Regions from separate parts of the Homo sapiens genome. Here regions 1, 2 and 3 are each linked to region 4. The links are chromatin loops, found by intact Hi-C in ENCODE. Cell type or tissue: ascending aorta. All regions are shown on one strand. Region 1 overlaps ARHGEF9 (Cdc42 guanine nucleotide exchange factor 9). Region 2 holds the start of SPIN4 (spindlin family member 4). Region 3 overlaps LINC01278 (long intergenic non-protein coding RNA 1278). Region 4 holds the start of LINC01278 (long intergenic non-protein coding RNA 1278).

The links. Peaks named below come from ENCODE experiments on the same cell type or tissue, not always from the same donor. Only the 100,000 strongest peaks of a DNase experiment are listed, where the experiment ranks them.
Region 1: it touches region 4 in a loop (2.5-fold over the local background); 4 of 110 quality-filtered maps call a loop at or near these places.
Region 2: it touches region 4 in a loop (8-fold over the local background); 16 of 110 quality-filtered maps call a loop at or near these places.
Region 3: a loop joins it to region 4, with 5 times the contacts of the local background. A loop is called at or near these places in 2 of 110 quality-filtered maps.

Annotation. Positions count from the first base shown.
Region 1 is chrX:63,657,594-63,660,093 of GRCh38, reverse strand. The region is part of intron 7 of ARHGEF9 (Cdc42 guanine nucleotide exchange factor 9); the gene reads left to right. Among named protein-coding and RNA genes, the nearest start is that of ARHGEF9-IT1, 13 kb to the left of the region's middle. In ascending aorta, no CTCF peak of the experiment used is centred here; DNase peaks (open chromatin) are centred at 1,013 and 2,093; H3K27ac peaks cover 2,330 bases.
Region 2 is chrX:63,350,137-63,352,636 of GRCh38, reverse strand. It overlaps SPIN4 (spindlin family member 4), which reads left to right and starts at 1,305. Exons shown (of 1, transcript NM_001012968.3): 1 at 1,305-2,500. The coding sequence starts at 1,818. It overlaps SPIN4-AS1 (SPIN4 antisense RNA 1), which reads right to left. Exons shown (of 3, transcript NR_046739.1): 3 at 449-795. RefSeq lists a silencer at 1,087-1,316 and enhancers at 1,517-1,566, 1,837-1,886, 1,987-2,116. In ascending aorta, no CTCF peak of the experiment used is centred here; a DNase peak (open chromatin) is centred at 1,226; H3K4me3 peaks cover 1,776 bases; H3K27ac peaks cover 1,247 bases.
Region 3 is chrX:63,511,073-63,513,572 of GRCh38, reverse strand. The region is part of intron 1 of LINC01278 (long intergenic non-protein coding RNA 1278); the gene reads left to right. Among named protein-coding and RNA genes, the nearest start is that of LINC01278, 49 kb to the left of the region's middle. In ascending aorta, no CTCF peak of the experiment used is centred here; no DNase peak of the experiment used is centred here.
Region 4 is chrX:63,559,967-63,562,466 of GRCh38, reverse strand. It overlaps LINC01278 (long intergenic non-protein coding RNA 1278), which reads left to right and starts at 1,372. Exons shown (of 4, transcript NR_152613.1): 1 at 1,372-1,635. RefSeq lists an enhancer at 1,651-2,192. In ascending aorta, no CTCF peak of the experiment used is centred here; a DNase peak (open chromatin) is centred at 1,436; H3K4me3 peaks cover 2,343 bases; H3K27ac peaks cover 1,195 bases.

The DNA.
Region 1 (2,500 bases), 98 kb before region 4:
ACGCGTGCATGTGTCTTTGTGGTAGAACGATTTATATTCCTTTGGGTACATACCCGATAATGGGATTGCTGGGTCAAAAGGTAGTTCTTTTTTAAGTTATTTAAGAAATATCCAAACTGCTTTCTATCATGGCTGTACTAATTTACATTCCCACCAGCAGTGTATAAGCATTCTATTCCTGAGAAAGCTTCTTAGCTGCTCTATGTCTATAGTTCCTCATCAGATGGGGTTATAACAGTACCTACATTGGAGGATTATTTAGGTTAATAAATGCAGAGCATTTAGGACAGTACATGGTACATAATATATGCTATTTAAGGGGTCACTGTTGCTATTATTGTTGTTCTTATTATTTTGATGTAATTATTAAGCATGCATTCTAGGATGCTGGAATATAGTAGTGAGCGAAATAAATCCAGTCCAAACCCCATGTACCTTCCCTAGGATCTGGAGAGAAAAGGCTAGAGAAGAGTAACTAGGGTCCCCTCTATAAAGGGGCAGGGAGGACCTTATTTACAAACAAGTGAAGCAGGCTACAATCCTGAACAGTTACATTCCCCAGATTGCAGCATCTGTCATTTGTAGAGAATATCCTGCAATGTCTTACTAAGGAGGAACTAGCTCCCTTAATGTCTCCCAATTCAGACGAGCACAAGGAAAAAGGAGGAAGGCTGGCATTTTATTGGAAATGATAAACTTCATTAGGCAGGAAAGTTGTGATGATCCAAATAGCATCTGTTTTGAGCACCTGCTCACCGTGTCCCTGTGAAGGCACTCAGACTACCATTAACAAGTGGCATATGGGCAGCCTGGTTCCAACAAGACCACAGGCAACCAGGGTTCAAGAGGACTTTGTCCCCTTGCCATGTGCAGAGGACAACCAGAGGAAACTCTGGGGCTTTGTCAGCTGCTCTTCTCTGGACAATCCCTAAGTGAAGCAAGACCAAAGAAGATAGAGTGCTGGGCACAGCCTTTAATGGGCAGGCAAACTAAAAGCTGTGAGCAGCATGGTGGCTAAGTGCCAAGTGTGTGGTATGTCAGGGCCTTCACAATTGGTGTCAGAATTTGGAGAAGGGGAGCCACATCAGCTTGAGCAGTCAGAGAAAGTTTATTTCAGGAATAAGAATGTGTAAGTTTGACCTCGAAGGCTAAGATTGGAATAGGAAGCATAGTTGGGCCAGAGAGCAGCTATTAGTGTGACCCCAAATATATATCTGTTATTTTGGTGACAAATACCACCCTGTCCTGAAAGGATGTATAGAATTTCCAGGGACAGTGGGGCAGCTATGTAAATTGAAAAAATATTCAGAGTTACCCTTGCTTTGACTTATTTTTACTCACAATATTTAAATTATTTGGAAAGTTTAAATGAGCTAAAGGAGGTAGTGAGATGTTTTTCCTTTAAGTTTATCAAAAGAGGGTTTTAAGGACTATGAAACACTGGCCCAGGAGCAAGAAAGCTCAGGGCTGTATTTGGTGGACAAGTCTGGCCTCATGTCCTGGAAATGACATGTTTATATTAGAGCTTTATAGCTATTTTACAGAGTAAGGATAACTGTCTTCATTTCTTAGTTGAGGAAATTGGGGCTCAGAGAGGTTAACTGGCTTGTCCGTAACCATACAGCTGGTAGGTTAGGCAGCAAGGCATCAAACTCAGGGCTTCAGACTCTACATCATGCTCTTTCTTTTGTTCCATGCTGCTTACTGCTTATAGTCTTAGCTACTCTTTCTGATTGGAGTTCCTCAACTAGTAGGTCATTCTTAATTATTCCTATCACATCTTTACATTTGGCTTATGACAAATCTAGCGCCTGAAAACTCACATTTAACCCTCTGGGGGACCAGGGAGAACAGGCAAAGGGATAATTTTAGTAACACATCTCTCTAGCCCTGTTTCCCCACCACAGAAGCAGAAATTCTCTCTAGCTTCTTGTCATCCTTACATATCTAAAGAAACAATAGGAGATTCAATTGATGCTTTTAATGTAGCTCCAAGATCATGCATATTCTTTCTATTTTTGGGAACTAGCAAATGTGTTGAAAGCTCTCAATGACTATGACACACCAACTCGGAATGGGGGCGGAGCGGAAGGAGGCTGCGGACTGAAGTTAGCAACAAGGAAGTTGAGGCTGCCTGTTTTAGGCAATGTGGTCCGGTGAGAATGTGTGGTTCAGATCTGGCTTTCCAGGTTTGTATGTATTATATTATGTATGGTAAGGCACAATTCAAACCTTTCTGAGATCGAGATAAATTACATTCATACATTCTGCCTAGCTTATCCTGCTTTTGTACTTAGATTAGCCTGATAGGGCCCACTTTTTATACATGTGTCTCAAAAAGTGTTCCTGAGAATTGTGGAACTCAGTGTATGGGAATCACTCTATCCTTTTGGCCAGGATTGAGCTTGTGCACACTGAACATGGTAAAAGGAACCCAGGTTCTGAAATAGGCTTGGGGCAACATTGGCCCTCTCTGTATAGCTGAACTCTTCCTCTCCTG
Region 2 (2,500 bases), 210 kb after region 4:
GCTTTTGCCCCGGTTTTGTTTCCAGGTGAATTAATTGCCTTTTTTACTCATGATTATATGACGCTTTCTCTTTTCACCAGTGAAGAGTAGAGGAATGAAAATGAGAACCCTAGACTCTTCTGGATTTTAATGTCATCTTGTAAGTGGGATATAGTGTTAAAAGCTTTACAGACATTCTCATTTAATCCTCATAGCAGCTCTGTGACTTAAGGTAAGTGAAATTATGGACACTTTCTTTTCTTGCAGGTTTTCGATATAAGCATGCAGCACTTTTATAATCAGAAAAACAGCAAATATATACACAAAAAATCCCTTCTTTCTCTCTCTACAAAATTAAGACCACAATATTGTTTCAATATTTTGCTTTTTCATTGTACTCATCTCATGTGCAGCTCTCCATGTCATTAAATCTTCTTTTAAAAAATGGTTTAGACAATAAATCCATTTATGAAGGTAAAATGTTTTTATTTATACTTATGTTATAGATCATGTAGGATAAATAGTGGACTATCAAAAGGAATATTACAAATATTTAATATTACTATTAAAAATCATGTTTTCAGAGTATTTAACAATCTTGGAAAATGTTCATGATATACATGAAAAACACAAGTTATAAAAGTATGAAATATGCTCCCAATTTTATAAAATATAAGTACAGGTTTATTAATAGGAGAGAAAACAGTATTGTTAACATTTTGGTGCAGTCTGGATGGTAAAATTAATGGTAGTTTCGTCTTTTATTTCACTGAATTTTAGAAGATCTCCACAATGTCAGTACATGACCTTTACATTCTGACAAAAAAAAAAAAAATAAAAATAATTACTAGAAATGATCAGGTAGAAAATATAAAACAGATTTTGGATTAAGATGGTGGTCTGTAAATTGTACACAGGGTTTTTATTCTCATCTTAAATATCTTAAACTGAAAGAAAATAATTTGTATGCACAAACTCTTTCTGGGTGTGCGTGTGTTTTACATTTTTTTTTTTTTTAAGTGAGGAATTCCTGGAAGACAGAAAGCAGATGGAGCCACTGTGTAGGAGGCTGGCGGGCAGCAGACCGCCAGAAAGGAGGAGGAGGGGAGTCGGCCTGTCTGGCTGGCGTTTGAGGGAAACGGTCGAGGGGCGGAGGAGGAAATGAAAGAGAGGGCGCGTGTGTCAATACAAACTGAACACGGGCACGCGCGCTGACCAGCCCGGCTGCCGCCCGCAGAGCGGAAGGCGGGATGGCTGGGGGCGGGGCCAAGGCTCAGGCGGGCTCAGAGGGGGCGGGTTCCCTGCGCCGCAAAGACCCGGTCGCCAGAGTGAAGCCAAGCCAGCTAGCGCTGCGAAGCCCAGGCCGCGCGGACTCCCCAGAGACTTGCCGCCGCCTGCGCCTTTGCCGCTGCAGCCATCCCTCTTACTCCTTGCCTTTCGTCCCCGTCGTCTCCTCTGCCGCCGTGCCGCAGCCGCACCAGCATCGACAACAGCTAAGTGGCCGATTCGGGGACTTGGGGTCGGGGTTGGGGCGGACGCAAGGCACGAACAGCACTCGCGAGCCCGCCATCTCTACGTCAGCCGCCACTGCTGCAGTAACCCTTCTAGGGCGAGAGAGGAAAGCACTGTGGAGAGGCACACGCTGTCCCAGTGCTCACGGTTAGAGTTCGAGCGTTTCTGCCAAAACCTTGGTGAGAGCCTTGCACTTGGAGAAGGGAGCACAGACCAGGTCTTTGAGATCGCAAAAAATATATATATCATATTGCATAGTGTTGACTTTTTGTCAGTTTAATCGACCAGGGCAGCAGCTTTCCCCAAGCCCTCTTAATCCCTGAGCTATGTCTCCTCCAACCGTGCCTCCGATGGGGGTAGATGGCGTGTCCGCATACCTGATGAAGAAAAGGCACACCCACAGGAAGCAACGGCGCAAGCCCACTTTCCTCACTCGTAGGAACATCGTGGGCTGCCGCATTCAACACGGCTGGAAGGAAGGCAACGAGCCAGTGGAGCAGTGGAAGGGTACTGTGCTCGAGCAGGTTTCCGTGAAGCCCACTCTTTACATCATTAAATATGATGGCAAAGATAGTGTGTATGGACTAGAACTGCACCGCGATAAGAGAGTTTTAGCGCTAGAGATCCTTCCTGAGAGAGTGCCAACTCCTCGTATCGATTCACGACTGGCAGATTCCCTGATTGGCAAGGCAGTGGAGCATGTGTTTGAAGGTGAACATGGTACCAAGGATGAATGGAAGGGTATGGTCCTGGCGCGAGCTCCTGTGATGGATACTTGGTTTTACATCACCTACGAGAAAGATCCTGTTCTCTATATGTACACGCTGCTTGATGACTACAAAGATGGTGACTTACGCATTATTCCAGATTCCAACTACTATTTCCCTACAGCAGAACAGGAGCCTGGAGAGGTGGTCGACAGTCTCGTGGGCAAGCAGGTGGAGCATGCCAAAGATGACGGGTCCAAGAGAACTGGCATTTTTATACATCAAGTGGTGGCGAAGCCATC
Region 3 (2,500 bases), 49 kb after region 4:
TCATTCCTGGATAGTTCTTTCAAAGTCCCAGCGTGAAGATGTCCCTCATCATTGGGAAAGCACATTCCCTGGTAATCTCATTCCATGCTAGGTAGAGGGAAGGAAAGGAGACATCTCAGCAAGGAATTTTGAAAAGCACCCAAAAGCCAAATTGGGATGGTATCACAGAGTGGCAAAAAATGAGACCTGTCAAGTCACTGATCTATACAGCTGGTGTCACTTGCTGAATAATCTCTATTCTTTGGAGAACCATGAATGTAGTTTTCTCAGAAAATGAAAAGAAATGACAAATACATAACATTAATAATTTGGATAATAAAAATGTAATGTACATAAGAATTATAATCAGCAAGAAAATTTATATGCCAAATAGAAAAAGGGAAACTATTTCCTCATGGAGCAAACTAAAACATCAGGAAGAAAATTAAATGCTGGTTCTTCTTTAGAGATTTGCTATAGTTAAGTGGCTTCTTTTCTAATTTTCCATAGATGAGTTTCTACTTCATAGGAAGTGTTTATGTATACACAACAAAGAATATTTGCCACCACACATATACATCCCTGTTCAGCTAATATATAAAGCAATGTGATTTTCTAGTACAGCCTTAGCTAGTGAATTAGTAGGTTTTTTTGATTTGCTGAAGAAGTAGCAGTTTCATTAGCAATCTTTCCTAAGGTTATAGAAAGACTTCTAATCATGTGTTAATGGGAAGCAACAACCCGCCAAGGCAAAAACACTCTTCCAAAAGCATGCATGGAACTATCTTCTTGATGGTCCGTCAGATAATTAACAGGTTCCCCTCAAATAGAATCTTTATCTCAAATAGATCATTAGTCATGCTCAGAGAAAAGTTTGAAGGAACTAGTCCAATATTGGATTTCTTCTGAGCCATATATATATATATATATATATATATATACACACACACACATACATATATATATACACATACATATATATATACACATATATATATACATACATATATATATACACATATATATATATATACATACATATATATATATAAAACCAAGTATTTTAAAAGACACTACTATTCCTCATTCTATGCCCTTAGATATTTTTATATCCATGGATATAAAATCTCCTTCACAGACAAAAGTAAATGTCTGTGATTTCCTTCACAGACAAAAGTAAATGTCTGTGATCTCCTTCACAGACAAAAGTAAATCCTAGTGGAGTAGAGGTGAGTGTACTATAATTTCAATATATCAGTTTTGGGACATTTTTAAACCATGGGTCAGAAATGTTAGATCAAGAGAAAAGACTGGATCCTGATAGCAGGAGCGATTGTTTTTCTTTTAACATTCTAGCAGCATCATGGTTTTTACCACTGTCATTTCAGAGTGAGGCAGCAGTTGTTTTGACTGTGAGATTCTGATGGGTTAAATTGAAACATGGCAGGTTAGAATGAATCAGACAGACCTATTTGGTTTTGTTTTATGTGACCCCTGAATTGGGTTATGAGTACAATTAGAAATACTGGTGGCATTTAGGACAGAATGTAGCAATGGGTCACTGTCGTCGAAAGTTGTTGGTGGTTTAGGGTGGCAAACCCAGCATCTTGTTAGATTTCCAAATGTAATAGCAGTTTATGAGATATGAACCAGAGAACTATTTCTCCATGCTGTAATTCAATTAATTAGGGACAGTAAAAACTGAAGCTTGATCATGGGCATGTTGCTAAAGTACATATATTAACAATAAGACTAGTATGCTATATCTTAATATATATGTGTGTGTGTGTGTGTGTGTGTATATAAATGTGTATATATGTGTGTGTGTATATATGTGTGTGTATGTGTATATATATATATACATATATATATATATATATATATGATTATTTTACCAAAACCACCAAGAGAGGATTCCTACAATATGAAGGCAGCCTAAAAACATAATATTCCGGTCAACAGAAAAAGGAGATGAAAATTTCAGGCACAGTAATCATTGGAATCATGAGGAACTGGTTATACAGGCCTGAACCAGTATCTTAAGCAGAAGCAGACTACAGCAAATGTCAGTTACTTGCGGTGCTGATCAGGAAGATTGCAGGTCAGCTTTAATTGAGCATGTCTGGTGATAGAAAATGTCCACTCTGGTAGAGCCGCTTTTATAAAATGAGAAACATGAATCCTTGAGTCAACACCCTTAACTTTGGCAGCACAAGGATTGGTCAATACCTGATATGATCCCTTCCAGTGGGGTTGCAGGGAATCTTTTATTTGATGTTGTTTTCAGTTAACAAAATCTCCAGGTTGTAGGCCATGGTCTCTGTTACCTTTATCTCCCTGGAGCTCATTGCGAAAGGAATCCTTTATTAATTTGGAATTTATGGTAGGAAGTTTTGTGAGACCTTGGCAATAATGGAGGATATCACCTTTAAGAAGTACAGGTTCATAAGCTCTTTTATCTAGCCACATAGGCCTTCTTGTTATTATTTCAAAGAAAGAGACTTGACGTTTTATGAGTGGG
Region 4 (2,500 bases):
TTTTCTTATCTGAAATACCTTGACAAGGTCTCTGGCAGTGGTCATGTATTTGATTTACTTTAGGCTGAGACAGTAGTTCCTTGTGGGTTTACTTCTTAATTTTCCAATATTTTTTGTCTCTTATTACTACTTTTAATCAATATTTATATAGTACTTATGTGGCAGTCGTTGTAAGTTTATTTAATATGTTACTGTCTCACAACAAACCTATGAAATTAGTACTGTTATCCTTATTTTACCTATGGGGAAACTGAGGCACAGAAGGCTTAAATAACTTGAGCTAATAACGCAGATAATAGCAGAGCTAGGATCCAAATCTAGGCTGCATGGATTCAGAGTCCACTCTGCCTTTCTAAACAACCTTGGTGTGTTGTTTTCTTAAATAAAAAATGTAGGAATGTTTCTCTCCAAACCCTGAAATATTTATGTCACCCACACAGGACACCTCCTTCTTGTACAGCTAAATTAGTATCACCAGTGTTCTTGGAGACCTAGGATTCCTGATTGAGGGATTCCTATGCTGCAATGTCTGTGTCCATATTTTATTTATTTATCAAATAGGTCTTCTCACTGCCAGACATTGTTTTAAATGCCTTATACACATTGACTTGTTTAATTTAATATTTACAACAAGCAATTAACAGATGAAAAAGGTCGCATAACTTTGTAAAGGGCAGAGCCAGATTGCAACCAAGTTAACGTCTTCGATCGCTATTCTTAATCTTTCTGCAGGGTCTGAGTCTCTTCATTTCTTACCAGCATGGGTTTCTCTGTTTCTTGCTTCAGGGACTTCACGACTGGTCACAAGAAATTCTTGACCTTGGTTGGTTCTGACATGGCTGCAACATGCTCTTTCTGACAGGAATGCATAGCCGAATATCAGGTTCTAAGCCCTGTGACAATCATAGGGCACATACAGCATAGATTTTGTTTAAAGAAATCTCTTTTGGTGTGTATATTCTTCTTGTTTAAGGTCTGAATTGATATTTGCACACTGCTATAACTTCTCTCATGAAGCATTACCTATTTTCAAAGCTACATAAGGTGCTGTTGTAATCATACGGTTTTGTTGTATACATAATCCCGCTTTAATTATTCATCATTATTTATTTTCCTTTTGTTAGTTTAATTATAAAAACAACACATACTCATTTTAAGAATCCTAATAATACAGATCTGTATGTTGTTGTTGGTGAAAAGTCTCCAGTTTTTTTCATCCCTTTTCTTTATAATTTCCAGCATAATGCCATAGAAATAGACGAAACTCTCAGCGGGCTTATTCTGCATTCACTGGCCATGGTGGTTTGAGGGTTAACTTTAAGAAGCACTCTCTCCATTTCAGCTGACTGCTACATCCGGGAGAAAAGCGCTATTGCCTGGGAAACTAAGTCACGTGAGAACCTGGGGACGCTAGGTTCCGGAACCTGACCTGAGCTGGGGCCTGTGCTTCCAGCGGGTGGTGGGGGGCCTGGTGTGCTGGCATCAAGTAAGCCGACTACCTCGGCAAAGGCTTAGGGACAAGAGACCAGCAGCCTGAACTGGCTGGGGCATCCGGAAGGCTTAGATCTTGTGGCCAAGAGTTCAGACCGTGGCGAAGTGGAGAGTGACATGCAGTTGGATGGCGGTGACTGCGTGGTAAGTTGTATTTGAACACCCGGCAGGAGACAAGAAGTGGGGATGAGCTAGGACTCATCCTCCCTTTATTGAATAATTTGCCTTTTTCCAGAGGGAAGGAAGCCAGACCAGCTAGCAGGACGCCAGGGGTAGGAGTGCGGGAATGAGAATAGGTGTCTGGAACAGGGCAGAGGGGGAGGGGGACCCTGAGGCGCAAATTCTTTTTCCTTACATGGCTTTTTCTTCTCGTTTTTCTCCTCTCTCACCCTCTATGTCCCCATTATTCTTGTTCTTTCTTTTCCTGGTTACGCATTTTCATTAATCCAGAGCCTTAATTCGAATGTAAACATTTTGGCTCCTGATCCAGTTCTCCGTTAACTTTCCTGGTATTTGTGATTTCGTGTTTGGTAGCGTAATAGGACGACTATAGTTAACAATAATTTATTATGTATTTCAAAATAACTAAAAAGCGGAATTGAGATGATTCTAACATAAAGAAATGATAAATGCTTGAGGTGATGGTTATACCATCTACTCTGATTTGATTATTACACATTGTATGTTCTAATCAAAATATCACATGTACCCCATAAATATGTACAACTATTATATATCCATAATAATTAAAACTTCAAAAATGTTAACAAAATGGCAAAAAAATCAGAAGAAGTTATTCAAGTATGGTGAGTAAACGTTTAAAAAGTGACTCAGCTTCACTAATAAATGCACATGAAAAAACGGAATAGCAGATTATGATTGACAAGGGGATAAAAAGATTGTTTATGCCCAGTGTTGTGCAGAGTTTGGGGACACTGGCACTCAATTACAGTATTAAGTGTGTAAATTAGTATAATCATTTATTGTTGGGCTATTTGGCATATGTAAC